2 separate regions of the Homo sapiens genome follow, and region 2 is linked to region 1. Evidence: read pairs that join two places in POLR2A ChIA-PET (ENCODE). Cell type or tissue: PC-3. All regions are shown on one strand. Links, peaks and the distances in the headings refer to the core of each region. The heading gives the core; the rest is flanking DNA. Region 1 overlaps TRERF1 (transcriptional regulating factor 1). Region 2 holds the start of LOC124901317 (a long non-coding RNA gene).

Region 1 (16,036 bases), core at 4,015-9,014:
AGAATGGAGAAGGAGGGCAGGAATCAAGACGGTGCCCCAAGCCAGGCCTAGGATCTTGGGTGGAATTCAGTTATCCTGACTTCCAGTTTAATACTGGCATGGGAGAATGAGGCTTTTTATGCAAAGTGGATTTTTAGTTGCAAAAGACTGCACTTTATGTATTAGTTTAGCTTTACATTTTCTGGAACATTCTAATATAATTTAAAAACAAACACAGAGGATTAAATAATTCCAAGACTGCTCTGGAGAGGCAGTGAAATAGCTTTTGGTTTTTAGAATTTTCCTTTTTTGGAGGAGTTCTGAAGGAGGTGCTGCTGAGTCCTAGGCCTGTGTAAACCTCATTCTGTTATTTCTCTCAGCATTGCCGGTCTGTGAGTGAAGAAGCTGCACCAGCCTGCTGTTGGGAAGGTGGGTAAGCTGTCACTGGGCCTCACCTCTTGCTCGGGTCCTCTGTAACCAATGTATGCTTCTCCCGTGTGTGTGTATGTGTGTGTGTGCACATGCACAAATGTGTTTGCTTTCCAATGTAATTGCTTTACAAACTTACAGGAATAGTACATAGTGTTTGTAAAACATTTAGAAAGAAGTTAAAATTGTCTTTGCTCCTGCCTTTTGGAAAGAACCACAATGAACATTTTCATGTGTAGCTTTCTAGACATTTTTTTCTGTCCACTCACACATGCTCAGACACAGTAATGCATTTACAGAGATGAAATCATTATATATAGAATTTAGAGGCAGGCCTGCCTTCTTTTGCCTAACAATATATTATGGACATTTTCTCCATGATAATATAGGTTCACTTGCTCACTCATTCAGCAAATACCACATGCTTACCACGTGTCCAGCACTGTCCTGGGTGCTGAAGATATAGCAATGAACAAAACAGAGAAGATTCCCTGCCCTCATGGAACCTGTAATCTAGTTGGGCTAGACATGCAGTAACAAATAAGTACAATATGTAGAAGGTTAGAAGGTAATAAGTGCTGTGGGAAAAAAATAAGACAAAGAAGGTGGGTAGGGTGCATTTTGCAGTTTTCATCCAGGTGGTCAGGTGAAGTGGCAGCCTTTGAGCAAGCATCTGGTGGGGGGCTGTGACATTTAGCAAGCAGCATGTCCTGCCAAGGTGACTGCTTGGGTTGATCTGCAGTTGGGGCTGGAGGAGATATCCTAGCAGAGTCTTAGTAGCACTGGGCAGGAACCGCCCAGATGCCTTGTGGTAGAAAAGATGGCCCGGGCTTGAGCACTCAAGCATTTTCCTGTGTTAGTTGTTAACAGTAATGATCACCACCATTTATATACCATATTACAGTTTCCAAAGCAGCTTTTTACCTATCCTCCTGACCTCGTTGCTTACTAGCTACACGGTTTTGGGTAAATAACTCATCTTCTCTGGGCCTCAGTTTCCTCATTTACAAAATAATAGGATTTTTGTACAGCTGAAATGAGTTAATGGAAGTGATATGCATAGAGCAGTGCTGGTCAGAGCTCAGAAAGTTCAGCTGTTATTATGACTGCCTTTCCGTTACTACTGGCACCTGACCTGCGAAGAGGACATTCTGCTCAGTTTAGAGATGAGGAAGCTGAGGCTTGGGGAGTTTAACAGCACTAGTTAACAAGTTTGGAACAATAGTGGGGGCATGGAGCAGGGTCTCCAGTCTGGCCTTGAGACTCCAAGCAGTTCGGTCCTTGGGAGCACCTGCCTTTCTCCAGGTGAACGCAGCTCCTTCTCCTTCAGGTGGGATGCCCAGGAAGCGTTGGCCTCCAATTCCATGCAGTGCCTTCCTGCCTGCTCTGTCGGCCTGGGGCCAAGGGATGGTTGGGGCAGGAATAAGGAAGGATATGGCTGAAGCTTCCACAGGCAAGAACTGAGGCTCAGCAGCTCTGCTGGCCTCCCCACGCGGTCAGTTATGCGTCAGTCCGTCTTCCTCCCCCTACCCTCTTAGCACTGTAGGTGCCAGCTTATAAAGATCCTGCTTACAGGCTCAGAGAAGAACAAGACAATTTGTGACTTTTCTAGTTTTACATTTCTGACTTTGAGAAATACCCCTATCCTCATGTCTGTAGTAGATTGTTGAAAAACAGCACCACCACAAACACATACAACCAAACCCCATACCTGTTATCACTTGCCTCCTTCCAGAAGTTCTCTTGGCTGCAGCCTCACAGCTCACTCAGGCTTGTGCACATACGCTCTGTCCTTAGGATAACACACTTCAAAGGACCTGTGGCCTGAAGGGGGTTGGGAGGACCAGTGTCTAGAGTCAGTTCTCCTCCGAGGTCAGCAGGCTCCCCCTACAACCTCATAGAGCAGCGCGACACCAGGTATACCTTTTGTGTAGTTCTCTGAAATGGATCTCAGAGTGCATGTCACCGTGGAAACCATCTTATAAATGGTGGCTACATAGAGTTAAAATAACACTGTTAGTTTTATGCGGCAGGTACATTATGAGTTCAGAAGGCTTTTGTGGGCTGACCTGGGAGTCTAACCCTCATTTTAAATATGGTTTCTTGTGGCTACATGCTATCAGCATTTTAAAGAAATTACTTTTAAGCAAACCTTTAGAGCGAGTTGTTTGTAACTGGGAAATTGGCAGTCTATAATTTATATTATGTTTTCTTACCATCTTGTGGGTTTCTCATATCCCAGGACTCTCCAGATGGAGTGTAAGCTCCTGGGAGGCCCAGTGACAGATGGATGGAGTTGTGGCTCAACAGTAACAGGCTCAGAAATGGCATCAGGGTGTTGATATGAGTCAATGTGAGGTGGGGCAGCCAGATACTATAGCAGAGCATAGAATCCACCAGGAACAAGGTGACTGGTGTGGGAGCCATGTGTGAGTACCTGGCCCCAGAGAGGCCTTGGATGGGTCATTAGATTAGGATGGCATGCCAACTTTAAACCAAATCATGTGAGTAACAGTTGGAGAAATTGGGCCTAGAAAAGAGAAGACTTGGGAGCAATTTAATAACTGTGCTTCGTCACTTGAGGGGCCACCATGTGGTTTCCAAAAAAGAGACTGACGAGAGAGACATGTTAGTAACTTCAAGGAAAGAGTTTTACAGCCAAGACTGTTGAAGACAGGAAGAACTGCTTTATGAGACAGTGAGTCCCCATCATTAGAGGTATGCAAGGAGAGCTGGCTAGCCACTTGTGGATAACACTGTAGAAGGGATTTAAGCACTGTATGGATGATTAGGCTAGACTTTGACAGCATTTTCTTTTCTTTTCTTTTCTTTTTTTTTGAGCCTGGAGCTTCTGTGATTCTCAGGCATAGTTAGAAAATAGATTTAATTTCCCAGGCCTCCTGTTCAGGGTGATTAATAGTGGCTGCCTGGAACAGAGGTGAGAAGGATGTGGGACTCTTGGGTCTACTAGCAATGTCTGCCATGAGTAGGGGCTGGAGTTGCAGGATACCCACTATTTGCCATCTCCTTTACAGTGGAGATTGTCCAGTGGTGACCTTTGACCCCAGGTCAAGCCAAAGTATAGGGTGACCAACCACCCTAGTTTGCCTAGGGCTGAGGGAGTTCCTGGGACATGGTCTTTCAACTTTAAAACCAAGACAATCCCAGGAAAGCTAGGATGAACTGAATGCCCTAAGCGGAAGGGACAGTCATCAGCAACTGCGTGTTGGGCTTTCATTTCTGCTCAGGACAGTGGGAATCTTTACCTCCTCAGAGCACTGGCATGGGCCTCTGCCCTCAGGGGGAGCCCAGTAGACACATGCAGAATAAATGAGTTGGATGCAGTTCCTGGAAAATGGTTGCAGTATCCTTGCAATTAATTAATTTGTTTAATTAAGTAAAATGATTTCACTAATTATATGTACAGGAGATTGCACATTTCATTAAGCCGAGCAGATGGCTCTACTAATAATTACCAAAGCCTGGGATTGTGGGAGGGGAATGTCTATGTATGACTTGATATTGAACATTCATTATGCCATCCTTCTTACAAAGGAAGTTGAGACTCCTACCCCATCACATCCAACATGAACTGATGAAGAAATGTTTAGTGTTCTTGTAGTAGTGCCAGTGGATTATGGTAACTTGCCCTTTGGGACTGCTGGTCATTTTTTTTCGTGAAACAACTGGCAAGTAAAGGCTGTGGGCTCCATGGCTTTGGAAGAGGGAGCCATGCTAGGGGTAGACCTGGGGCCTTGGCATCATTCAGACCTTTGCTAACCCACTGAATTGTGATAGTAGGCCAAGTCTCCCAGAAAAAGAACAGGCACCCATCTCTGAGGTAAACATACCTTCCTGGGTTGCATTGTCCAAAACCTTGCTCTACGCCTGCTCCCTCCTGTTCCCGGGGCCTTAGACTCCGGGGCAGACCCATGAACAGATCCTCGGCAGAATGAAAATCCTTAGCAGACATACACACAGACCACCCAGTGCCTGTACTTTGGTGTGATTCAGCTGTCACAGAGTTGAATGTGATTCTTGAGTGTTTTCACTATGGTGATAAGAATGATGCTCATTGATATTTGGCCAGTACTGAGGATCTTGTTTGGGCCAGAAACTTCTTACAGTTATTTGTAATCCTTGAAACACCCTTGCAGGGCAGGTATTAATCTACAGATGAGATGGCCGAGGCTTGGAAGAGTTAAGTAATATGCTTAACATCACACAGAGCGGGGTTCAAACCTAGAGCTTTCTGTCTGTCAGTCCTCTTGTTTCTTCCACTCCTTGCTCCGCTGGTAAGTGATTTGAGGTCATGAAAACCCTGCACCCAAATCTGGAAGGATGTGGGGGGAATCCAGGCTGTGTTCTCCACTGTACACGGGGGACTGTTTTGGAACCCAGGAAGAAATGATGGGCCCTTGGCCCCTTAGAACTGGCAGGGTCCTTGGAGTAACTAGTTCTAAACAATTTCCCAGCACCCATAGGCATGAAGATCACCCCTTAAAATCCAATCAGCTAGGGGTGTTATGGAGGAAGGAGAAACTTCCTCCATCAGAGAAAGTTCTAGAAAGAAATTGATCATTTCAGAAGAATCCTCTGAGAATGTTAATTTACTGCGATCTGAGAAGAGTTTTCTTTTTTGCCGCTGGGTGCGGTGGCACACGTCTGTAGTCGCAGCTACTCAGGAGGCTGAGGTGGGAGGATCGCTTGAGCCTAGGAGTTCAAAGTTGCAGTGAGTTATGATTGCACCACTGCACTCCAGCCTGAGTGACAGAGCAAGACTCTGTCTCAAAATAAATAAATAAAATAAATTGAGGAGTTTTCTTTTTTGCCCATATTTATCACTCAGGAAAGGTGACCTTTCTGAAGCTTCTTATGTGGTGTGTGAAGAAGAAACAAAGCTAATACGGGGGGAAAATGCTACTTTTAAAAGAATAAATAGATTAATCTATGGGCTGATAAGTAGACGTTGAACATGGCAGCAATATTCATGTTTTGACAAATTGCACATTGCCACCAGAAAGAACCCTCAACCGTCTGTGAATGGGCCTGGTGAACCCTCATCCCTCTCTCTGCCTGCCCTCCCTCCAAGGTAGTCTTGGGGGTACTTAACACATCCCTTAAAGCTGTCACTCCACACTCCTTATGAGCTAGAGCAGTAATGGGGTGGTGTGTCTGAGTCACAAAAAAAATGTGAATCATTCTTGAAATGAGGGAGCCCTGAAAATATGAGTAATTTCTGTAGCAGGTACAGGTAAGAAATGGTTGTTTGGTTGTGACTGGCAACTGCTATGCAATTTCTGATTTTGACTTGATTGCTGTTGTTTTGAGGATAGGACAAGACTTAGCCCTGGGGTGGGTGCAGGGTGGAAAGACGTGGTGCCATTTGGACACAGTTCTTGCCTTTGAGCACTTCATACCCTAAAAGAGGTCAAGACATGTTGATGGTCGCAGAAAACATGTTGGTTTGAATATGTATTAAGTAGTAAACTGAAAGATAGAAATCTTATTCAGCATTAAAATAGACTTTTCTTAATCACGTATCTGATTAAATTCTGGTGGCTCCAGGGCTCAGCCACAGGTAGTGTCCAGATTCTCTCAGTCTACCTGGGAAAGAGCACTGGGCTAATTCATACATTGTGTTTCTGTTTACACATCTGTTCTCAGGAGAGCTACTTGTTCAGGGCCTGTTGTCTTTGTTGATCTGTCAGTCTGCATGGGTTTGGCTGAGGCTTGATACCTGCTATGAAATTCAAGGTTTGTTAAATAGAAACATAAACACACTTGTGAAATATCCTTATGTGCTTTTATTAGCTCAGAAAAGTAATCCAAGAAGTAAAGAAACAACATAATAGAATTTGCTTATTGTTTTTTGCAGCTTTGGGTACAATTCGTAGCTATTGAGTTTCCTGGGTTCAGAAGTAGTTGCTGCCTGAGGACTGATTGGACATTAAGACTTGATGTTTCAAAAGTGGGTTGGTTTTCCGACCCTGCTATTATATTGTGAGTTGGGGACGGAGGAGATGAATAGGAAAAGATGAAGGAAAAAAGGAGCAGAGGGTGGTACAAAAACTGATGGAAACAGTAAATAGGCAAGGAGGTGAAGCAGATGGAAGGAGAGACGTGGAGGACAGGAAAGACCATAGGCATGCTTTTGGCTGTAAGTAGCAGAAAAACAAAGGAATGGTGATGGAGAAACACATTTTCTCATAAACCAGAAGTTTGGATAGAGGCAGTGGTTATCTGGTATTGACCTGCAGTTCAGCAGTGACCTCAAGGATAGATAAGAGTTTTCAGTCTTTCCGCTTTGCCCTTCTTCGTGTTTTGGCTTTTCGGCCGAGTGCTGCTGCTTTCGTCAGTCCTGGCAGTAGCATGTGTTCACCCCTAGTTGCAAGAAAGGCTGGGAAAAAGATGATTTAGCTTTTCCAGCCTCTCTAGTGGAGGTGGGCAGGAGAGGTTAGGGATTACTGGTGGGTTAGTCAGCCAACTGTCTGGCACAGACCAATTGTGAAAAAAATATAAAGATAAACAAATATACATTGAGTCACCACCACAAAAAGCTCACGTTCCTGAGAAGTTCCTGAGTGTGGGCAGTGCAGAGAGTCCCATGTGGGAACCCTGGTATTATGGTGCGGAAGGACCTCTGGTAGGTCCCATTCTAGCCACATGGTTGATTACTACCAAGATCTGGATGCAGGATGGCAGGCTGGGTGCAGGGAGAGCCGTCATAAATCCTGAAGGACTCCTAGGAATGGTGTGTGAGGAAGGGAGGTGGCAGAGGGAGCACCACGTGAGTCTACCTTTGATCTGGTTTCCAGCTCATAATTCTCAGAAGTAACACTGCTGCTTTCCAGAGGTGAACAGGAGAGTGCTTGTTAATTTCTTTAAAAATTCCATTCTAATGAGCATATGCATTTAATTTAGTACTCACTTTCTGGCAGTAGTTCTTAGAGCCTGACACTTCTTTAGCACCATTTTGAATTTCATACCTCTGTGCACATGCGTGTGTGCGGGCGTGCATCCCCCTACCCACGTCCCGTGACCCAGGTCTCCTTTTCTTCTCTCTGCCTCAGAAGAATCCCAGTCTTGTTCAGAAGACCGGTTGCCCATTTCCCTACCCCCAAGTTTCTTCCTTCCCTCTCTCCTGTGCCTGAGCCATATGGTGACCCTCCTTTCCCCATGGTGCCCAGCAGAGGCCAGCTCTGACACGTGGCTAGTGCTGCTTTTGGTCGTTTGGTATTGTTTTGGGTCCTGCCACTTCCTCACAGCAGTGAGCCAGGTGCCTTTGATCAGAAAAATGTAAGCCAGCTGATTTCAATGTAACTCCTCTGGAGCAGGACTTCCTAGACCTTCACGTGCCCACAATCACCTGGGGGCTCTTGTTAAAATCCAGACTCTGTTTCAGGAGGTCCAGGGTAGGGCCTGAGACTCCGCATCCCTAACATGCACCTAGGTGCTGCTGCTGCTGTTGCTGGTCCAGGTAGCAAGGGTCTCAACCCTCAACCCTGGGGATCTTTTAATAAATATCAATGTTTGGACCTTATCCTAGATCAGTTGCCTCAGAATCTCTGGTTGATGGGGCCTGGGCATCAGCCTGTGAAAGCTCATCGGGAGGTTTTCATATGCCAAGGTTGAGAACCATTGATCTGCGGCTTTCCCACCTCCATGCCTTTGCTTATGCTATCCCTCCTGCTTAAGCTCCTCCCCTGCTTCCCCATTAGAAGGCTGTGTGTCCTTCAAGGCTCTGCTCAGAGGCCATGTCTCCTTGAAGCCATCTTGATGCCCACTGTTGATATCACTTCCCCTCCACTGAGCTCTCACATTACGCGTGCCTGTCTGTGGCTCATTTTGCCTCCGGATAGTGGTTTGAGCGTGGCTGCCTCTCCCAGTAGACTTGGTGGGCCTTGAGGATGGGGATCACACCTGCTCATCTGCAGGCGGGGACTCAATAAATAGGAGCAGAGCAGATTGTTCCTGAACCCAGAGAAAAACCGCAGGGGCCTCAGACCTGCTCCAGCTAACCTCCTTGAGGATCAGGAGCGGTATTAGAACTTGAGCCTGGCTTTTCCAAGAGTAAAAGACCAAGTGGAAAAAGATGCTTCAGCTGTTGAAGAAGATGAAGGGTATTACAGTTCCTGCTCCCTGGCCCTCGGGCTGCACACAGCTGGTCCAGCCCCACTCTGAGAGGGGTCTTCTGGCCCCTACCCATTGTCCTTCCCTGACCAGCTGCCTCCCTGCTGGGTCTTGGGCAGCGTCCAGGGTATGTCCAACTCCTTCATGCTCCCACTGCCACCAAGGAGCTCAGGGTGCCCATGGACATGCCTCAGTGACCAGAGTCTCTCTGCATCTTCCTGCCTCCTTTCTTCCCACCCCATTCCAAATGCCCACTCTTCTGCACGCACCCCCTGCCCCCCGCAGCTCCTATCATGAGCTGCTCTCTCTGGCGCTTGCTAGAGCCAAGGCTCCATAGAGCCGGAGCCACGATCATGCCATCCTCCGCCGCAGCCCCAGTGCCCTCACACAGCCTACACATGGCAGGAGCTTAATAAATACGAGCTGAACAAACACTAAGCAGCAGCCATGAGACAGGCCTGTGAGGCTTCACCAAGCTCCCTGATGTGTTAGTGGCAGAGCTAGAATTTGACCCAAGGCTGCTGACTCTCCAGTCCCGGGTGCTGTGAGTTTTCCCTGAGCCACCGTTTCCTTACTTAGTTCATGCTCCTCCGCCAAGTTGGGAGGTGAACGGTCTGATAGGATGAATCTACATTTGCTGGTTAAGTTCTGTGAAGGGCTTAGAGTGGGGAAAGAGGGATGATCCCTCTCTTGGGACAAATAATCTCTTAAGATTATTTAAGCAGGGGATGATAGCTTGTTTACTCCGGTGCATCTTCAGTAGGTGAAATAAGGCAGTCTGCAGAAGACATACCTCCTGACCAAGGTTGGGAGGTAGAAATGGGCATTTATGGCTCCTGACTCTATGATGATCTCAGAGGCTGTAAAGGTGGAGCAGCAAGGAGCTCCTCCAGGGAACCTCTCAAGACCCAGGGGATGAGGCATGATGGTCGGGGATGGTGGTGCATGGCAGGTTAGTGGGGCAGTGCAGAAAGGACAAGAAAGAAGAACAGGTGCTCCTGGATCCTGCTTCTTTCTTCATTCATCATCAACTTCCCTCTCATGTGTTCTTCCATTCATTCATCCATTCATTCCGCATTCACTCATTTCATAAATGTTTATTGCATTCTGACCCTGCTAGTCCCTGGGGATACTGCAGCACAAAACAGGCCTTCGTGGGGATTAGGCCTGCGCTGTCCCATGTGGTAGCCACATGTGGCTATTTAAATTTAAACTCACTACAGTGAAATACAACTTGAAATTCAGTTTCTCAGTCACACCAGCTAGACTGCAAGTGCTCAACAGCGGCTAGTGGCTACCAAGTTGAACAGCACAAATGTAAAATATCCCCATCGTTGTGGAAAGTTCTGCTGGTCAGCACTGGCTTAGAGTCTTGCCAGGGAGAGAAGTGTTTATTACATAAACAGGCAAGTAAATAATGTCAAGCCATGGGAAGCAACAGGAAGATGGAGTAGAGGAAACTATGTCAGCACGCAATGGAAGCTAGACTTTGTTTTGGGGAGTCAGAGAATGTGCCCCTGAGGAAGGGATGATTGAGCTAGAGTTGGACCAGGTGCTGACCAGGTTGGCAGGACAGTTGAAGAGGAGGGCAGAAGAGAGAGAATCCCAAAGTTAATGCACATGAATAAGTGCCTAGACTTGGTGCATCAGTGGCATTCAGTCAATGGCACGCCCCATCCGCACTCATGTTGACTAATCCAGAACCATGTGGAAGCACAGGCCCTGGCTAACCCTGCCAAGCACAGACACTAGATCCAATTGGCCTGGGTTCAAAACCAGCTTCTTAAATCTTTAGTGCCTCAGTTTCCTCCTCTGTAAAATGGGCATTGAAATATGTCCATGCCAGAATTGTCTTGTGGCGTTACTAAATGAGTTGATACATGTAAGGCACCTGGGAGTGCCTGGTGCACTGTGAGTACTAGTAAGTGTGGTTGGCTGCTGCTGTTACTGTTGCTGTGCCCCTGCCTTGTCAGCAGAGGGGATGCCCTACCTCGAGCTATTGGTAAAATTAAGGAATACCTCATGCTATCCCCCAGCATCTGGGAGCAAGGCTTTCAGGCTCTTGGCTCTCACTGCCAGGTGAGCCAAAAGTTCTGGCTTGCTGGTATCCCCTTCCCACTCTGCCCAGTTCCTTTTTCTCTGTTTTACTCTCCATAGCTGATCTCATAAATACTTAGTTTTGCTGTGTAGAAGGCACAGCACTTGAAGCCACTTCTGTGGCCTGTGTGCCACGTAGCCTGATAATGATCCAGCAAGATCATTTCTAGGGCTAATATGCCGATTCATGTTGTTATGGATGTTAGGACTCTAGAGATGGAAGGGACCATCTGGGCCAATTCCCATCACCTCACCAAAGATGAAGCTCAGTGAGCCAGGAGGGACCATCAGGCTGGAACCCCAGTGCTGATTCCTGTCCCCGATGCCTCACTCAAGCACACGTGGGGCTCCTTGGTGCTCTGCCGCTCACTCAGAGCTTTGAAACATCAGAGGGAGCATCTTCCCTTCCCTGTTTCACCTTTGTGGTTCCTGGGCCTGTGGCTGTGACCTCCCTTGCCTGGGTGGAGCCTTGGAGTTTAATTCTCTTACCCATGAGGGAGTTGGGGCCATAAGCAGAGCCATGCCATGTTCCACTCAGCCCCTCTCACAGGTCCACCCTGTTCCCTGCTCAGAACCAGCTATTTTCATCACAGAGTAACCAGTCTAAGGGACAGGCCTAGATAGAGGATTTGCTGTGTAGAATTAGTCCCAGAGACACTTTTTTTGCTAACCAAATCAAAATATCACCACGACTTGCCCTATACAAGCAATTCTTTCTTGTAATGAGATTTGATCAATGACATTGGCCTGTGTAATACTGTTAGGTAATACAATTGTTGAGACTATTAGAGTTGGGACTTCAGTTGCTTTACAACTTTGGAACAGGGTAGTAATGGTGGAAGTTGTTGCAGAGCCTGAGATGTCAGTTGTTCTGGAAGGAGGAGTGTCTCAGTGGCTGCTACAGGCAGATCTCCTGGGGTTCCTGTCTTAAGCTTTCCATAACCCTGACACAACTCAGCTACCTTCAGATCACTGGGTGCCAGGTCCCACTTGCCTTCCCAAAGTTTTCTTTGTTTTATTTTTAGATTTCTATATTTGTCCCATGAGGGTGGCTTATGTATAAGCTACACAAAAACACACACACACATATATATATTCATGTGTATGTGCATGTGTATATGTACATATACATATACATATATGTGTACATACGTGTGTGTGTGTGTGTGTGTGTGTGTGTAGTGTATGTGTGTGGTCTTTTTTTTCCTAGTGGCCTCAGCTGAAAGCTCACCTAGGACTACCAGTCTAAGAGAAAAAATATCTTTGCTGCATCCTTGAAATTTTCCATTTCTTGATGACCAGAAGGTGGTCGGATGTGGCCGTTGGGATTCGTCACTGCCCTGGGCCTCAGTGTCTTTGTATCCGTTGGTGGAGTCTGTGGGGCAATTTCCTCTTCAAGTTAAGTAAGCACTCGAGGGGCCCATGTGGCCCTCGGAGGCTCCTGTATTTTCCTCCCATGGAGGCTGAAGTTAGTCATGGGGCCCCTTTTGGATCTTACAGTTATTTTCCACCCCTGTGCCTGTTGGAATGGGGGGCAGTCCCTTTACCTACCAGTGGTGGGAACCTTGCATCCTTGTCCAGAGACCAGAGGTCAGTTCTCAGGCCAAGCCCAAGCCTTTCTCCAGCTGCGCAGGGTGCAGGGCAGCCTCTGACTGATGCGGCCACCGCAGATTTGTGTCAGGTGCAGTGAGCAGCCACAGGGAAGAGGTCCAGTGAGTCAGGTGCCTGATAGGACAACGTTCCGGGTCCTTTGGATAACAAAGGGAAACATCCCCTGGGATGTCCGACTCATGTCTCATGAAGAGGCTTGTAACTTACTCTTTCAAGTAAGCTCTTAAGCATTGAGAACAGTTGTGAGCGCCCTAAAACATCATTTGACCCAAGCTCTCCAATTTATTTGAAATCCCAGAAAAGCGAAAGTGATTCATATGAAATGAGCTTCTGAAAATTGAGATACATTTTCATTTGCTGATTATTTTAATCAGGAAGCATCTCAGTTAACACCAACCAGCAAACGATCCATCTCTATTAAGGAACAAGACCTTAACCGATGAATGTGTGCTTTTGCACTGAGCTATTGAATGCTGGCTCATTCTGCTGACTCACACACTCAACTTCCCTATTAACCTCCAACCCATCACTTAGTAGGCTCTTCTTACGGGTAAAGATTGGTTCTTTTACCTTCCAACAGTCCCTGGAATAGTATGGGAGCTCCCTATATAATTTTTTGGGAAAATGACCCATAAAAGTAGGCCAGTTTCCTCTCCTTTCCTCTCAGCTCAGAAGGGCATGGCATTTTTGTTCTGTAGAAGACCCTCCTCCGTAGAAGACCCTCCTCATACCCAGCTGGAAACATTGGCCCTTCGTCACCTTGATCTTAATGGCCAGAATGCAGACTGCTGGAATTCTTAGAAAAAGTAAGCACAATGACAGGAAAATACTGACTGTCCCAAAGAAACCAGTGGAAGAAGTCTTCTTTAAATAGGCCCTAAGTAACCGTGAGGGCCCTTTGAGCACATTTACAGAGGTGAAGGTTACAGTGGTGGGAAGAGAGGTCCTATTATAGAAAAGGAGCAAGGGCTATCTCCTTCCTTTAGAGGGGACCATCCCTTCCATCAAGGAATAGAGACTGCTGCCCAAGGAAGCTGCTCTCCAGCCCCAGCCATGGGAGGCTGCTCTCCCTTTCATTGTTGCTTGCACCCCAGGGAGGTGAGTTGGCATTGCCCCCAGCTTCACCTCCGAGAGAGCCTTGACTGTCCAAGGAAACCTTGTAATAGCTAGTCTGTTTTCTGAGTTGTTTTCTGTCTATAGGGATCTAAGGAAATGTTGGAGTGGGCACCGCGTTCTTGGGCTTGGCCCCGCCTGCTACACCTCACCTTGTCTCTCTCAGGGCCTCTTGTTTGCAAGGCTGTCATGGCTGGTTTAGAATGTTTCCCCGCTGGGCGCGGTGGCACACGCCTGTAATACCAGCACTTTGGGAGGCCGAGGTGGGCGGATCACCTGAGGTCAGCAGTTTGAGACCAGCCTGGCCAACATGGCGAAACCCTGTCTCTACTAAAAATACAAAAAGTACCCAGGTGTGGTGGCACATACCTGTAATCTCAGCTACTCAGGAGGCTGAGGCAGGGGAATCGTTTGAACCCAGAAGGCAGAGGTTGCAGTGAGCCAAGATCACACCACCGTACTGTAGCCTGGGCGACAGAGTAAGACTCCATCTCAAAAAGAAAAAAAGAATATTTCCTGATTTTTCAGGGCAAGAATGGCCAGTGACACATATTTTACAAACTCCTCATTCCTAACTCTTTGGGGCAGAGCTCAAGGGAAAGGGAGGCTGGGGGTGGAAGGGCCAGCCACATGGCCCGCGTGGGCCTGGGGTATGTGTGCCCCTGGCAGCGCTGCTAGGCCAGCTTCACCTGGAACTCAGTGGCATGGAATGTCAGAGCTAGAAGGAACAGCACCCAGCACCCAGCCCTGTGGCTCACAGGGTGCCCTCCCCTGGCTAATTAGTGTCTGATTCTGCCCCAGCTGCTGAATCCCAGCCTCTTCCCCGCTTAGGGATCTGCAGCACCCAGTGGCCCTTCATTCTGCGGGATCTATACCTCTGACCCCTCTGACTTAGTGGTTATCCGGTGGGCGATCCCCAGGGAACGGGCTGGTACTTGGGGTGACCTAGTTGCCAGTCAGTTAATCCCGAGCAGGAACCTCCACTCGCACATCTGCAAAGTGCAGGCAGGTGGAGGGAGGGAGAGTCTCTGCAGGTCTTAGTCTCCTGCCTTCTGACTTTCAGTTAGTCCCATCTCTAGCCTCATCTCAGTCCCCACCCTGCACTCCCCTGGCTTCCTTGCTGCTTCTCTCACTCTCTGGACTTCACCAAGCAGATCACATTCTTCTTATGCACATCCTTCTCTGTGAGTGTCCTGTCCTGCTGCCTCAGTTACCACTCCCATCCATTTGTGGTCTCCCTATAATTTGTTGCTAATTGCCTCTTTCCTGTAAACCGTCATTTTAGTGGAATCTGAGAAGGGAAAGGAGATAAAGACATGCTTTCAATCTACCGTCTTTGAATCAGAAGTCCTACAGCATATTTTGGAGGAGCTTTGTCGAATTCCATTCTATGCCTGTGCCTTCTATTTACCCAGTCTCGTGTTTTGCACACTTAGATTGTTCCTCCCTACAGCTTCCCCGTTAAAAAAAACATCTGGTCGGGTGCAGTGGCTCACACCTGTAATCCCAGCACTTTGGGAGGTCGAGGCGGGTGGATCTCTTGAGCCCAGGAGTTAGAGACCAGCCTGGCCAACATGGTGAAACCCCATTTCTACTAAAAATACAAAAATAAATAAATAAATTAGCTGGGCACCATGGCATGCACCTGCAGTCCCAGCTACTCAGGAGGCTGAGGTGGGAGGATCACTTGAGCCCAGGATGTTGAGACTGCAGTAAGCCAAGATTATGCCACTGCACTCCAGCCTAGGCAAAGAATGAGACTCTGTCTCAAAAAAATAAAAAATACAACAATGTTTGCATGAGTATCCTTGCAGCTAAATCTTTAGGCATATTCCTACAGGTGAATTTCTGTAAGAATTTCTGGGTCAAAGGATATGCAAAACTTTAAGATGTTTCTGGTGCATATTGCTAAAATTCTCTTTATAAATATGATAACTAATTTGCATTCCCATTAGCAATAAATGTGTCCACTTCTTTACACCTTTGTCAGTACTGAATATCTTTGAACCTATGTTTTTGTGTATATAACATGAATATTCTGTAGACTTGACTCCAGGGTCAGAGGGCATGCATGTTGAAATTTTGATAGATACTGGTGAGTTTACTAGCTTTTTCCCCCTAGCCAGTGTATTGGCATACATGTTTCCTCCACATTCTTGCCAACACTGCAGTATGATTTTAAATTCTTTTCCAATTTGACAGGCTATTTTAATCTGCATTTTACTGATGTCTCCTGAGGTTGACTATTTCTTGTGTGTTCATGCCATTTGTGTTTCTTCTCTTGTGGCTTGCCTATAACCCATTTTTTTGCTCGTGTGGTTATTTTCTTATTGATTTCAAAGCTGTCTTTATATATTAAGGATATTAATATGCAGAGGGAAATTAATTTTTTCGTTTTGTTGACATTGAATTTATTTACCCCTTTTTGTTTGTTCATACATAGAATCAATACTTTTTTTTTCCCCCAAGACAGAGTCTTGCTCTGTCGCCCAGGCTGGAGAGCAGTGGTACAATCTCGGCTCACTGCAAGGTCTGCCTCCCGGGTTCATGCCATTCTCCTGCCTCAGCCTCCGGAGTAGCTGGGATTACAGGCGCCCCCACCACGCCCGGCTAATTTTTTGCATTTTTAGTAGAGATGGGGTTTCACCATGTTGGCTAGGCTGGTCTCAAACTC
Region 2 (16,036 bases), core at 6,588-11,587, 200 kb before region 1:
TGGAAGCAATTAGGAGAGTAAATGGCTTGTGATAGAACAGTAGGCTTCCTCATGCATGTTCCTGAGTCAGTGAAAATCCTCAGCTATAAAGTGAGGAGTCAATGCCTCCACCCTCCTTTACTTGCTGCTTAGGAGATGGGCAAGTAGGAAGGGCCATTTTATATTCAGATTATAAACCCATTCTTGACAAATCAGATGCTAAGAAATCAGGAATGCTGTTTTTCTGTACATCTCCTTAGTGGTGGCTTTTACCGAATTCAGCATTAATTGTGACAACATAGTTTTGGCTCTGATGAGAGGGCAGCAGTGAAATATAACCTACCTTTAGGCCGGTGCCTCCAGGCACAGAAAAGGGTAGGGAAAGGATAAGCTCACAGGGCTGCTGTGAGTAGCACGTGCGTGGACTGCTAAATACGTTGGGTCCTCCCCCAGGCCAAGGCAGCATCCACTCCTCCACGGTCTCTCTGGTCATGTGACCACTTGTCTGCCTCTCTCATCTTATCAGAACATCTACAGCTTTGTTCCACGGGATTCTTCACTAGGGATCTGATGGCATCCACGTGAGGAACCAGGAGCTTAATTTTGTCCGCCAGTCAATGGAATCCACAGCCGGCAGCCAAGCCAGTGGCCTAAACATAAATCACTGCCTGCGAATTTGAATACAGGAAAGTCTTGTTTGCTCTCTAGAGCCCAGCTTCAAGTCATCGGTACTGCCTTTGGTTCTGCCCACTGGGAAGAAGCCCCTCATTCTCCTCTCCAAGTATCCCCCCCAGGCAGGGTATAAGGGGACCGCCACCGCTGGAGGTTTTAGAAGTGAGGGAGGCAAAGCCACCCACAAAACCGGCGGCAGCTCAGAGTCCACCGTGCTTCTCCGGCACCGATGCCGGGAGCCTGCAGGGGGCGCCCTTGCCCAGGCTGGCCTCCGCAGTGCCGGAGGAGGGACCAACCTCCGTGGGGCTGAGCTTTTCGATCTCTGGAGTTCCTCTTCAGCACTGGAGCTAGCTTTTGTTTGAACGTGACCGATTCCTGTTATACAGCTTGGGACCCCGAAGTACTTGATGTCCCTTGTCTTAGCTTCCATAAGCAGCTGGTAACTGACATTCAAAGGGAGCATCCTCAGGACTAGAAGCCACAGGCTAAGTCCTTCCCCTCCCTCAGGAATTCCCAGAAGGCTCCGGTCATCAGCAGTTAAGGAGACACACTTCATATTCTGATTGGTGATATGGACCCAGAGGAAGGGCAGCAGGCACTGTGGTCTGCAAGGCTTCGGAGGCAGTGGCTGGTTCGGACCGCATGCAAATTCTGATGCCCTTCTAATAATCTAATACCCAGATGTGGATCCAAGATGCCCATTAATATCTATGCCTGCTTTTTAGTGGTAGGGGGCTTGAAAAACAAAAGCCTCTATCTGGTCCAGGGTGAATTCCTCTAGCGGGCAGAGGCAGAGCCAAACTGCATCTTGGAGGGCGCCTGAATTTTCTCATGATTGATGGCACATCCCTTTCAGTCAAAAAAATCAAGGGAAGACAGAGCTTCAAGCACAGTTGTTTCTGAATTACCCCTAATTAATTTGTCATCGTTGTACAGAATAACTTCAGTATCTGAATTAGGCCACCTATTAAAATCCTGCTTTATCAGATTATGGCACATTGCCGGAGAATGGATATTTCACTTTGAAGGGAATTGCTGGCCTCGCCAAATGAAGGCTAGCTAAAAGTAGGGTTGTCAGATTTAGAAAATACGAATAGAGGGCACCCAGTGAAATTTGGGTTTAAGAGACATAACAAATAATTTTTTATTTAAGTGTGTTCCAAGTATTGCATGGGATGTACTTATACTAAAAATCAATTTGTTCTTTTTCTGAAATTCAAATTTAAGTGGGCATCCTGTATTTTATCTGGCAACCCTAACTGTAAAAAGAGAATTCAAACAATTTAAAAGACCTTAGACCTTCGGTACCATTGTAGAGAGATAATCACCATTAAGAGTTTGGGGTGTGTCTTTCCTTTTTTTGTTTTGTTTTTGAGATGGAGTTTCACTCTTGTTGCCCATGCTGAAGTGCAATGGTGCGATCTCGGCTCACTGCAACCTCTGCCTCCTGGGTTCAAGCGATTCTCCTACCTCAGCCTCCCGAGTAGCTGGGATTACAGGCATGCGCAACCATGCCCAGCTAATTTTATATTTTTAGTAGAGACAGGGTTTCACCATGTTGGCCAGGCTGGTCTCGAACTCCTGACCTCAGGTGATCCACCTGCCTCGGCCTCCCAAAGTTCTGGGATTACAGGCGTGAGCCACTATGCCCGGCTTGGGTATGTCTTTCCATAAACTATTCATGAATATACACAAATATTTATGTATGTTCAAATCCTGGTTCCTCCAATTGCTAGCTGAGTGACCTTGGAAGAGTTAACTAATCTCTCTGGATCTTAGTTTCTTCATCTGTAAAATGGGCATAATAATAGTATCTGTCTCATAGAGTGTTAATGGGGGTTAAATGAGTCTGGCATTTAGAAGGCACTGAATGATTGTCTGTTATCAATAATTATTATCAATAATGATAACTAGGCCGAGCGCGGTGGCTCAAGCCTGTAATCCCAGCACTTTGGGAGGCCAAGGCAGACGGATCACTTGAGGTCAGGAGTTCAAGACTAGCTTGGCCAACATGGCGAGATCCCGTCTTGGAAGCTGCAGCATGAGAACCTCTTGAACCCAAGAAGCGGAGGTTGCAGTGAGCCAAGATCACACCACTACACTCCAGCCTGGGTAACAGAGTGAGACTCTGCCTCAAAACAACAACAAAACACAAACACACACACACACAACATACACACACAAATAATATCACTAATATATATCATGTCTTAAAAATTTGCAAATGGAGGCCTACTCTATGAATTGTTCTATACCTTGCTTTTTTCAACTTTTATCTTGTTTATTCTTTTTCACAGATACATATGATTTTTTTAAAAAATTTAGTTCCTATTGATGATCATTTAGGTTATTTTCAACACTTTTTTGCATGTACTGCTGTGTAAGTACCACGTGCGCTAACCGATTGCACCACTGGAGCTCCGATTTTCAACACATTTCTATCTGAATATTGCTGCAGTAAACACGCTTGTGGTGAAATGATTGTATGAAAGTGCTTCCTCTGTGTAGTCTGGACAATGAGCCAGCCAGGACTCAGAGCTCCCCCTCCCTCACTTTTTTCTAGTACCCAGGGCTGCAGTTTATCACTGTCAGCAGAGCCAGCACCTCCCTTACCCAGGTGCTGTCAGCTGGCATCTCCAGACAACAAGGCAAACAATGGCAAAGGGCTGAGACTAGGATGTTTAGATGCAAAATTTTAGAGGACACCAAAATCTCAGTAATTAAGATAAGTAATATTTTAACGCGCTATTTAAAAAAAATTGATATAAATACAAAATTAATGATGGACAAATAGCAAGCTTTTAAATAAAGACAGGATTAACAACTGTGCCATACAGAGTCCTGTTGGATTTTACATTAATTTGTATTTTAAAAAAATACTTCATTGAGTTGGGCATGGTGGCTCACACCTGTAATACCAGCACTTTGGGAGGCTGAGGTAGGAGGATCGCTTGAGGCCAGGAGTTTGAGACAAGCCTGGGCAACAAAGCAAGACACAGTTTCTACAAAAAATTAAAAATTAGCCAGGTGTAATGGCATGCATCCGTAGTCCCAGCTACTTGAGAGGCTAAGGCAGAAGGATCCCTTGAGTCCAAGAGTTTGAGGTTACAGTGAGCTGATTGTGCCACTGCACTCCAACCTGGGTGACAGAGCAAGACCTTATCTCAAAAACAAACACTCCCCCCCGCAAATCTTATTTCATTGAAATATAATATCTTGGTTACTGAGTTTTTTAGTGCCACTTTAAATTTTGCACCAGGGGCAAGTGCCTCATTTGCCTCTTTATAAGTCCTGGCTCTGGCTGGTACCGTATCTGGATGGCAAGCACAATGTCCAAGTTTGAGCACCATTGTTAAAGTGGTTCTAGCTGGGCATGGTGGCTCATGCCTATAATCCCAGCACTTTGGGAGGGCGAGGCAGGCAGATTGCCTGAGGCGAGGAGTTCCAGACCAGCCTGGCCAACATGGTAAAACCCCATCCTACTAAAAATACAAAAATTAGCACATTGTGGTGGCTCACACCTGTAATCCCAGCTACTCGGGAGGCTGAGGCACGAGAATTGGTTGAACCCAGGAGGCAGAGGTTGCAGTGAGCCAAGATCACACCATTGCACTCCAGCCTGGGCCACAGAGCGAGACTCTGTCTCAAAAATAAAATAAAATAAAATAAAATAAAGTGGTTCTTGTGCTTGCCTTGAAAGAAGGGAGCCCTTCAAAGAATGGGGTTCCTCCCATGAAACACAGCCCCATATTGCATATACAGTAAACTACTTGATTCCAGCATACCTGTCCAGTGGTTAATGGGCTGAAGGGAGTCATAGGCCTTCTCCTGTTGACCCTGATCTCGTAAAGCCTATTCTTCAATCCACACCACGTGTGTAACAGTGTTCAGGAATTTATTCCTGGGAGTCAATCCTGAAGGGATCTCTCTAACACGACAAACCTTGTATATATGCTTTCGTGAACATACAAATATATATCTGTAGCATAAGTTTCGATAAGCGAAATTCTGGTCCAAATGATATGTGCATTACAAGTTCGGATAAATATAGCCAATTTCCTCTCCTAAGATAATATATCCATTTACACTCCCACTAAAAGTATGTGAGTATGACTGTTTCTCCATATTCTTGACAATATTGAAAATTGTGGCACTTTTTAATCTTTGCTCATCTTACAGATGAAATAGTATTTCATTTTTGTTTTAATTATTATTTCTTAATTCTGAGCAAGGTTAAGCAACTTTTATCTTCCTATGTATTTATAAAGCAATAAATAGCATGCTCTTCTATGAGTAAATTCCCTAGTCTCATTTTTCAAAGTCAACTGTTGGTCTTTTTCTTACCGATTTGCTAATGCTCTTTAGATAAGTTTTTTTTTAATAACTCTCTGGCTATTATATATGTGGTGGATATTATCCCTGATTTGTTTATCTTTTGACTTTTTAATGATTTTTTCCCCTGAAGAAATGCTTTACATTTTTACATTGTCAAAGTTATCAATATTTTCCTTTTTGATACTAAATGTTATATTTCATATAGAGAGATCTTTCTTACAAGTTTATATGCTGTTTACCTTCTAGTACCTTTATGGATTTATTTCCTCTATTTAAATTCATCTGGGATTTTTGTGTGTGTGTGAATAAAGAGTAAGAAATACTTTTTTCCCCCTGAAATGACTAGCCAACATGATTTGTTGATAACCTCTGGGCCGGGCACGGTGGCTCACGCCTGTAATCCCAGCACTTTGGGAGGCCGAGGCGGGCGGATCACGAGGTCAGCAGATCGAGACCATCCTGGCTAACACGGTGAAACCCCGTCTCTACTAAAAATACAAAAAATTAGCCGGGCGTGGTGGCGGGCGCCTGTAGTCCCAGCTACTCGGGAGGCTGAGGCAGGAGAATGGCGTGAACCCGGGAGGCAGAGCTTGCAGTGAGCCGAGATTGCGCCACTGCACTCCAGCCTGGGCGACAGAGCAAGACTCCGTCTCAAAAAAAAAAAAAAAAAAGACAAAAAGAAAACCTCTGCTTTTTCCCACTGATTTGAAGTGCCGCTCATATCACACTTTAAATCCTCATTTGTATATGGGACTTTTCCTGAATTCTTTAATCTGTTACAATTGTCTATATTTCTGAACCAGCACCAAATTGTTACAAATAAGGTAGATTTTTAATGCATTTTAGTATTTAGTATTTGTTTTCCCTGGAGTTAATAATTGTCACTTTTTTCCTCCATTTCCTCAGTTGTTTTTTCTTAATGTCATTATCATTCATTCAACCTCAAACTCTTTTTTTTTTTTTTGAGACGGAGTCTTGCTCTGTCGCCCAGGCTGGAGTGCAGTGGCACAATCTCGGCTCGGCTCACTGCAAGCTCCGCCTCTCAGGTTCACGCCATTCTCCTGCCTCAGCCTCCCGAGTAGCTGGGACTACAGGCGCCTGCCACCACGCCCGGCTATTTTTTTGTATTATTTTAGTAGAGACGGGGTTTCATCGTGTTATCGAGGATGGTCTCGATCTCCTGACCTCGTGATCCGCCTGCCTCGGCCTCCCAAAGTGCTGGGATTACAGGCGTGAGCCACTGCACCCGGCCTCAACCTCAAACTCTTACCTAGCTTATATATCTCTTTGCGAGATTGATTATTTTCTCAACGTTATCTCCCTGAAAAAAAAAATCTGGGCTTGCCGCTCTCCATGATGGGTGCACATTTTGTATCCCTTTGTCTTCTGTCATGGTCTCCTGGGATTCCCTTAGCCTGTGATAGAGCTCCAGTTTCCTGGACATTCTGTCTTCCTTGTTTTGTTTTCTTTACTGTCATGTTTGGATAAAACATACCCTTCAATAGCTTCATAAGGAAGGGTGCATGGGGGGTAAATTTTCTCACATCTAAAATATTTTTATTTTGCTCTCATACTTGAAAAATGGCTGGACATGGTTTCTCTAGATTGAAAATCATTTTACTCTAGAATTTTGAAGGCATTGCTTTTTTGCTTTCCAGCTTCCTGTTGAGAAGTCAGAAGCCATTTTTGTCCCTGATCTTTTATATGGGTCCTTTGGCTTTCTCTCCAGAAATGTGGAAGATATTTTTCTTCGTCCCCATTGTGAAATCTGCATGATGTACCTTAGTATAGGTCTATTTTAATTCTTTGTGCTGGACACTTTTAATTTGGAAACTCATACTATACATTTCTGGGCAATTCCCTTGAACTATTTCTTTAACGGTTTCCTTTCTTTCATGTTCACTGTTTATTCTTTCTGGGACTCCTACTATTTGGGTCATGTTCCACCTGAACTAGCCTTCTAATTTTCTTATCTTTTCATTCCTATTTTCTACCTCTTTGTGTTTGAACTCTACATACTTAGAGATTTCCTCAACATCATCTTCCAAACTTTCTGTATATTAAAAATAATCTCTGCTATCATGTCATTAATTTGCAACGGCCCTCTCTCATTCTTTTCCCTGTGAATATTTTTTTCTTTGTAGCACTCTATACTTAGTTTATGGATATGATATTACAATTGCTTTTAACTTTTCTAAGGATATTGTGATAGTTAATTTGATGTGTCAACTTGACTGGGCCCATAGGGTACCCAGATATTTGGTTAAACATTATTCTGGGTTATCTGCAGGCAGGGTGACAAGGGGGTTTCTGGATGAGATTAACATTTGAATCAGTAGACTGAGTAAAACAAATTGCCTTCACCAACGTGAGCAAGCCTGATTCAATCTGTGGTATTCAATTTGAATAGAACAAAAAGGCTGAGCAAGAGGGAATTTGCTTTCTCTACCTTATGGTGTTTGACCTGGGACATTGGGCTTCTGTCTTTGGACATGGACTGGAACTTACATCATCAGCCTACTGGTTCTCAGGCTTTTAGACTGCAGATTTGTGGACTTCTTAGCCTCCATATTCGTGTGAGCCAATTCCTTATAATAATCTCCCCTTTATATATCTACATCTATTATTTATTTATTTATTTATTGCTACTAGCAGGATCAACCAGATAAATATCTATCTGTCTATCTATCTATCCATCCATCCATCCATTTACCTTATTGTTCCTGTTTCTCTGGAGAATCCTAATATTCATATTAATGATAAGATTTGTTTTGTTTTAGTTTTCTTCTCCTTGTGTAATTGCATAATTCATTTTCTCCAAGTTTCTTTTTTCTATTTGTACATTTTAGTTTCTAGTGATCCATGTTAGAAGTTTTCCTCAGATGCCTCAGGTGATCCTTGGTAGTTTGCTCCTATTTAAGCTGATTGGAAACTTTGACAATGCAAGGAAGGATTTATAGGGTGTTCTGGCTGGATGGTTTCATTGGAGGAATGCTTGAGGTCTATACGTTTATGTCTTTACTTGTCAGCTGATCAGATTCCCCAGATGTGTCCTTTCCCATCTCTGTCTGGAAGGGTGCAAGCCAGGCTGCCAATGTTATAGGAGCAGAGGCGGAAGAAGGCAAGAGTTTCTGCCTCTAGTGCTTACACCTAATCCTGTTTTCTCTCCCTTTCTTTCTTTCTTTCTTTCTTTCTTTCTTTCTTTCTTTCTTTCTTTCTTTCTTTCTTTCTTTCTTTCTTCTTTCTTTCCTTCTTTCTTTCTCTTTCTTTCCTTCCTTCCTTCCTTTCTTTCTTTCTTTCTTTCCTTCCTTCCTTCCTTCCTTCCTTCCTTCCTTCCTTCCTTCCTTTCTCTCTCTTTCTCTCTTTCTCCTTCCTTCCTTCCTTCCCTCCTTCCTTTTTTGAAATGGAGTCTCGCTTTATCGCCCAGGCTGGAGTGCAGTGGTGCGATCTCAGCTCACTGCAACCTCTGCCTCCCGGGTTCAAGTGATTCTCCTGCCTCAGCCTCCTAAGTAGCTGGGATTATAGGTGTGCACCACCACGCCCGGCTAGTTTTTTGTATTTTTAGTAGACATGGAGTTTCACCATGTTGGTCAGGCTGGTCTTGAACTCCTGACCTTGTGATCTGCCTGCCCTGGCCTCCCAAAGTGCTGGGATTACAGGCATGAGCCACTGCACCCGGCATCCTGTTTTCTGTGTAGTGTCAAGTGTGCCTAGTGTCCTCCAGACCAGACATCTACCTCACCCTCACCCCCAGTTTACCCTTTTTAGGCAATAAACCACCAATCTGTTGCTGTGGGGAGACAGGGAGTTGGGGGGGCATCTAAGGCTCTAATTGCTTTTATTTATTTATTTATTAACTAGAGAGAGAGAGTTGTGCTCTATCGCCCAGGCTGGAGTGCAGTGTCACAATCATAACCCACTGTAACCTTGAACTCCTGGGCTCAAGCAATTCTTCTACCTCCACCTCCTGAGTAGCTAGGACTACAGGTGTGCGCTATTTTTATTTATTTATTTATTTTTGGTAGAGACAAGTTCCCACTATGTTGCCCAGGCTGGTCTTGAATTACTGGCCTCAAGTGATCCTTCCACCTCAGCCTCCCAGAGTGCTGCGATTACAGGTGTGAGCCACTATGCCAGGCCTCTAATTGCTTCTTAAGTGGTATTTCCATCAGTTCTCTGTTTTATCTCTCTTTCATTTCCAAAGATAAATGGTTCCATCCATTCCTGAGCCTTTTGGGAGATTCTGTCGTGTAAATTGATTTGATTTCTATCTTTCTCCACTGCCACCTTAGGATTCTGTTTTCTTAGGTCTGAGTCATTTACTTATAGCATAGCTATTCATTTGTATATTTATTTTGCAATTAGATACTGAAGTGCATTTGCTTACTCTTAAGTTTTCAAAGTACACAGTACTATAACAACTGCAAATAATGAAAATTTTCCTTCCCTTACTAACTTTTATACCTTAATATTTATTTTAATATTTATTTTCCTTCTAAAATACTATTGGCTTATACCTTCACTACAATGTGAAATAGTAGTAGTGATACGGGCATCCTTGTCTTTTTCCTGGATTTGCTGGGATTCTTTTAGTATTTCACCATTAAGCATGCTGCTGGTTTGGATCTGATTGCATACATTTATTTATTGTGTTAAGGAAATATCTCTCTTTTTTATTAAAAGGTTTGTGTCAGAAATGAATGTATAATTTTTCCAAATACCTTTTGGTCCCCTACAGATTTTTTTTTTTTTTGAGATGGAGTCTTGATCTGTTGTCCAGGCTGGAGTGCAGTGGCACGATCTCGGCTCACTGCAACCTCTACCTCCCAGGTTCAAACAATTCTCCTGCCTCAGCCTCCCGAGTAGCTGGGGTTACAGGTGCCTGCCACCACGCCCAGCTAATTTTTGTATTTTTAGTAGAGGCGGGGTTTCACCATATTGGCCAGGAGGAACTCCCGACCTCAGGTGGTCCACCCACCTTGGCCTCCCAAAGTGCTGGGATTACAGGTGTGAGCCACTGCGCCTGGCCTCCCCTACAGATTTTTAAAATCCATATTCATGAGAGAAATTTGCCTGCATTTTTTCTATTCAATGCTGTATTTTTTAGGTTTTAGTATCAGTGTCATATTGCTTTTGTAAAAAAATAATCTAAAAGCTTGCTTTCTCTCTTATACTTTGGAACAGTTTAACAGCATTGGAACTATCTGGTGAGTAATTTAAAAAATTAGTGTCCAGTACCTGAACAGACTGACCCTCTACCCTCCTTCAAATCAAATAATAGTTTATAGGGTGATGCCTACTTGTAAGTCAGCTCCGCAAGCTGTGGTCTCAGCAACTACAGAGGTAATATTAAATGAAAGACACAAAATTTACTTTCTCGAAGCTTCAGGCAGCCGGAAAAGGAGGAGAAGGGAAAGGAAAAGGAAGAGGAGGAAGTTAATTGTGTTGTTTGGACAAGAATGTAGTTCAACAGACTGTTTTTCTTCAGCCAACAACAAGACAAGCCTGATAAAAAAAGGACGAAGTAAAAGGAATTTCTGCTACTCCTTTCTCCAAAGCTCTCAGACTTGGCCTCACGATTCTGTAGTCTCCTCAAGAGTCCTGTAGAAGATTTCCCAGAGGAGATAGGTAAGGCTGTCTCTGGGCCACTGGAACAAGGTCTGGGGTTGCTGCTTGCTGACAAACAGCAAAGTGCTGTGTTGGTTTAGTGATTTGCTGATCCCTTTTCTTTGATGAAGATGGTGTTTGATTCATTGCATCAGCTTGATTTGGCTAACTCAAGACCTGGCTTTTCACAGTTTATCTACTACCTGGGGAAACACTGAGGTGGAAGGTTCTAGAAAAAGTTCAGTGTATTATAAATGAGAGACTTCTGATTATGTCTGCAAGTGGAAGTTGCTGCTGCCCAAGGCTTGATTTCACCATCAGACAGTGGCCAAATGGGATGACTCTTACAATTCTCCAAGTGTACAGTGAAATGGGGAGGTTTCGAAGATGCCTTCATATTTTAGATGGGCTTGGAGCTTAGACCACTTCCATATTCCCTTTTAACTGTCATAATTGATGAGGGAGTCAGTATAGCTCAAGTGACCAAGAGCATAGACTCTGGATTAGACAGATCTAGTGTGGATCCCATTTCTGCTCTAATTAGCTCCATCAAATTAATGAACCTCCCTGAGCCTCAGCTTATCTGGAAAATGAGGACAGTCATCGAACTTACCTCACTCAGAAGGCTGATGTGAAGATGAAGTGAGATATTGGGTAAAAGGCTCCTGACAGGATGTCAGGCCCATAAGTGAGGACCTATAAGTGATTGTTATTGTTGGTGTTACTATTATTCTATATGTCTTCTGGGACTGATGCTTCTGTCACTAAATAAGTGAATAAAGCTCCTGCTCATGGAGAGAGGCTGTTAAGGGTCAGGCCTGTCTGGGAGTTCGATAGCAGCTGGGGACTTGCCTAAACCGATCCACCCCATGGTTAGCAGGAAGATGCTGATCCCTTAGTCTCCTGTTCTCACTTCCACATCTTTTGTCTTAGGGGAAGTGGTAGGAACTTCTTGGATGTGCAAGCTCTGTCCTCTGAAAGTAGACCAGGGTCTTTATTCTGGTTGTGAGTGGAGAGTGAACTCCAAGTCAGAAAATCTTGTTACTTCTGATTAGTCATCAACAGAGCAAGGCCCCCTCGGGGGACTCACCTGCTCCCTGCACCATCGAACGTGCTCTGAGTATCACACCACCTCTCAACATCTTCTCCTGGACAACCCTGTGCTGCTCAGCTGCTCCTGCCCTCTGACACTAGCCTCCAGTTGGGTTCTCTCTCTGACTGGAATAGCCTGGACTGGTTGTGGATAAAGAAGTTTGCCCCCTCCTTCTCCCTCATTTTGCCCTCTTTGCAATGTCTTTCCTCTCTCTTCCTACCCCAGGGACCCCCTAGTCTTCACTTCCTTCAGTTACCCTGTGTTTTCCCATCCTCTTCCACACTTCTTCCCATTGCAATCACATTTTAAATCCTTTATTCAAAAGTTTAATAAATGAATCTAATTACTTAAAGTATGTGCTAAGCTCTCTTGCTTGTAGTAAATGGCTTTCTTTGGTTTATCTCAAATAATTCTCTTCCTCCAGTGGGAGGGTAGGTTACATAATTATTGTGAAGAACCCACATGGTAATTGGGGGAATCAGGGCACTGCCGGCACCAGAGTGGCTGCCCAGCTGGGCCTCATTGCAGCTACAGCATGGCTGGGGAACCAGAAGTGGGGCCCAGGATACAGAGCTCTGGGGACAGTAACGTGTCCCCCTCTCAGCAGGAGATTGTCTACCTTTTGACATGACTGTGACACAGCCTCCTTCTGCCTCTGATTCTCACACTTTTGCCACTACCAGCTCACCTCTAACCCTTCTTTTCTTTGCCTCATGGCTTCTGTTCTCTACAAGCTTCTACTTATCAAGAGTTCTGGTTCTCAATGGCTTCTATGACCTCATGGCACTGCCTCTTCTTTGGTGGACAGGAGTTTTTACAGTGGAGCCCCTCACGGGCTGCTGCTGGCTGGGCCACTCATTGGCTGACCCTGCATTGGTTTTCCACCCCTGATCCATTCGCCAGTGGACACAGAAGACCCATGGCTCTGGGCTGGGTGTGGTGGCTCACACCTGTAATCCCAGCACTTTGGGAGGCCAAGGTGGGCAGATCACCTGAGGTCGGGAGTTCAAGACCAGCCTGGCCAACATGGTGAAACCCTGTCTCTACTAAAAATAAGAAAAATTTGCCAGGCCTGGTGGCTTGTGCTCCCAGTTACTGTAGTCCCAGCTACTTGGGAGGCTGAGGCAGAAGAATCGCATGAACCCAGGAGGCGGAGGTTGCAGTGAGCCAAGATTGCACCACTGCATTCCAACCTGGGCGACAAGAGTGAAACACTGTTTCAAAAAAAAAAAGAAAGAAAGAAAGAAGAAGACACGTGGCTCTGAACTTGCTCCTCAGCACAGGGACTGTTTGTGTACCCAGCACTCTGAGCTTGGCTTTATCCAGGAAACACCATGATCTTCCTATAAGAATTTCAGTGATTCCCTATCTAGATGATTGGCAGAACCTCATGGGTAAATTTTTAAAAATACAGATTTCTAGGAGACACTTATCTGTAAAATGATTACAGTGATAACACCTACCTCACAGGATTGGTGTGGCTGATTTTTTTTTCTCTTTTTTTTTTCCAAAAAAATAATTCTTTTTGCTATGTTTGTAATGCCAAATGTTTGGAAATCTAAGTTCCCCCAAATGGGAACTTAATAGATCAGTGGTTCTCAAGGTCTGAGAAGAGGAAAGAAGGATAGTGTATCAGAATTACTCGGGGACCCCCATACTTGACCTCTGCAACCAGAATGGAGGGGGGTGCTGAAATTCCCAGACTCTATACCAGCTGCAAACCCCATCTCCACATCACTGCACTAAGTAACTTACAGTATGTCTTTAAAATAGAATCTCGTGTAGCCAATCAAATTGGTTTTGCAGAAGTCCATTTTGTTTAACATGCAAAGAAGGTCATGATGGATCATTGAATTAAAAAAGCACGTTGTAAAACAGGACTATGATTGGATCTAATTTTTAGGGGAAAAAAGTATGTACATCTATGTATACCTAAGGGCCTGGAATAGTAAAAGTATGGTTGGCAGACCTGCTACCCCAGCATTACCAGGGAGCTTGATAGAAATGTAGCATCTGGAGCCCCACTCCAGACCACTGACTGAGAATCTGCATTTTGACAAGATCTCCACGTGATTGGTGTGCACATTAAAGTGTGAGGCTCACTGCTCTAGAACACTGGTTCTTGTCTTGGGTGCTCATTAGAATTCACCTGGGGAGCATGGAAAAAATAATCCTCATGCCCAGGTGGTACCCAGATCAATTTAATCCTAGTGTCTGTGGGTAAAGACTGGCACCATATAGCTTTAAACTCCCAGAGATCTTGATGAGCAGCCAGGATGAAAACAGCTGCTGTGAGGATATATCCTAGGTGTTAGACTGATTGTCCTGCAGATGGTGAGAATCTGGTGGTTCTTCTTTCTGCTTTTCTATATTTTCTGATTTTTGTCTAAGAAGCACATGTAGTTTTTGTAATGAGAAAGAAATTATTTTTAATTTAAAACCCTTAATTAATGCAAGGCTCATCCAAGGTTTAGACAGAAGCCTCAAAATGAGGAAGACGTTTTAGAGGAGGATTTGTAACAGAAAGAGAAAGGAAGGCCAGACATGGTGGCTCAAGCCTGTAATCCCAGCACTTTGGGAGGCCAAGGTGGGCTGATTTCTTGAGGCCAGGAGTTCGAGACCAGCCTGGGCAACATGGCGAAACCTCATCTCTACAAAAATTAGCCGGGTGTGGTGGCACATGCCTGTAGTCCCAGCTACTCGTGGAGCTGAGGTGGGAGGATCACTTGAGCCTGGGAGGCAGAGGCTGCAGTGAGCTGAGATCGTGCCACTCCAGGTTGGGCGACAGAGCCAGACCTTACCTCAGGAAAAAAAAAAAAAAAAGGAAGGGAACAAAAGGCAACACGGGCTAAAATGGTTGAAAGACACCATTTCAGAGGAAAATTAGGAGTCACTCCTCACTCCACCTAACACCTGATCTGGTATATCCCTGACCTGGTACATCTCCTCCACTTGAGAAAGAAGGAACTGAGCATTGCTGAGAGTGTACTAATTACCCAGCAGTGTAATAGGTGTTTCTTCCTTTTTTTTTTTTTTTGAGACAGAGTCTCTGTCGTCCAGGCTGGAGTGCATTGACTCAATCTTGGCTCATTGCAACCTCTGCCTCTGTCGGGTTCAAGTGATTCTCCTGCCTCCCCCTCCTGAGTAACTGGGACTACAAGCGCTCACCACCATGCCCAACTAATTTTTGTATTTTTAGTAGAGATGGGGTTTCACCATGTTGGCTAGGCTGGTCTCGATCTCCTAACCTCAAATTATCTGCCCGCCTTGGCCTCCCAAAGTGCTGGGATTATAAGTGTGAGCCACTGCACCTGGCCTATAATAGGTGTTTCATGGATCCTTATGAACTGTGAGTGTAAAATACACACCAGATATCAAAAAGACTTACTATAAAAAAGAAACATAAAATAGTTCATAATGCTTCATATTAAATACACATTGAAACATATTGTTTTGGATATATTTGGGTTAAATTAAATATATTGTTAAAATGTATTTCACTCGTCTCTTTATCTTTTTAAATTTGACTACTAGAAAATTTAAAATTTCATCTGTAGCTCACATTTGTGGTTCATACTTTATTTCTAGATGGTCAGTGGCAACTAGAGTAGCAGACACATGGGGATTACTTACGCTGGTTGTTCATTTTTTTTTGGACCCCTCCTAAGAGCAGAGAAAGAGGTGAGAGAGGAAGTAACTTCTCCCAAGCCTGTCTGATTGAGGATTGGATGGAAAACAGGTTAAAATGAATTTGAGGACATATCCCTGCCCATTTTCTTTCCTTTAACTTTTATTTTACTTTTTTTTTTTTGAGACGGAGTCTCGCTCTGTTGCCCAGGCTGGAGTGCAGTGGCGCGATCTCGGCTCACTGCAAGCTCCACCTCCCGGGTTCACGCCATTCTCCTGCCTCAGCCTCCCGAGTAGCTGGGACTACAGACGCCCGCCCCCACGCCTGGCTAATTTTTTAAAAATATATATTTTTAGTAGAGACGGGGTTTCACCGTGTTAGCCAGGATGGTCTCAATCTCCTGACCTCGTGATCCGCCCTCCTCGGCCTCTCAAAGTGTTGGGATTACAGGCGTGAGCCACCACGCCCGGCCTAAATTTTATTTAACTTTTTAACTTTTTTTTTTTTGAGGCGGGTTAATGAGACTGCCTAATTTTTGCATTTTTTGTAGAGACGGTTTTGCCATGTTGCCCAGGCTGGTCTCAGGCGATCCACCTGCCTCGATCCCCCAAAGTGCTGGGATTACAGGTGTGAGCCACTGAGCCCAGCTGATGACCATTTTCTTTAGCCTAGTGGTTCTCAGCCTCAGCTGACCACTAGCATCTCCTGGGGAGCTTTTAAAA

Evidence for each region. ChIA-PET counts read pairs that join two places held together with the same protein. Peaks named below come from ENCODE experiments on the same cell type or tissue, not always from the same donor. Only the 100,000 strongest peaks of a DNase experiment are listed, where the experiment ranks them.
Region 2: POLR2A ChIA-PET joins it to region 1 with 8 read pairs; 2 of 35 experiments call an interaction of 5 or more read pairs at or near these places.

What each region holds. Positions count from the first base shown.
Region 1 is chr6:42,329,781-42,345,816 of GRCh38, reverse strand. The region is part of intron 3 of TRERF1 (transcriptional regulating factor 1); the gene reads left to right. Among named protein-coding and RNA genes, the nearest start is that of TRERF1, 110 kb to the left of the region's middle. In PC-3, for the core only: no CTCF peak of the experiment used is centred there; DNase peaks (open chromatin) are centred at 5,606 and 6,916; H3K4me3 peaks cover 403 bases; H3K27ac peaks cover 3,704 bases.
Region 2 is chr6:42,532,626-42,548,661 of GRCh38, reverse strand. LOC124901317 (a long non-coding RNA gene) reads right to left here and starts at 1,637. Exons shown (of 2, transcript XR_007059578.1): 1 at 323-1,637. RefSeq lists an enhancer at 590-769. In PC-3, for the core only: no CTCF peak of the experiment used is centred there; no DNase peak of the experiment used is centred there.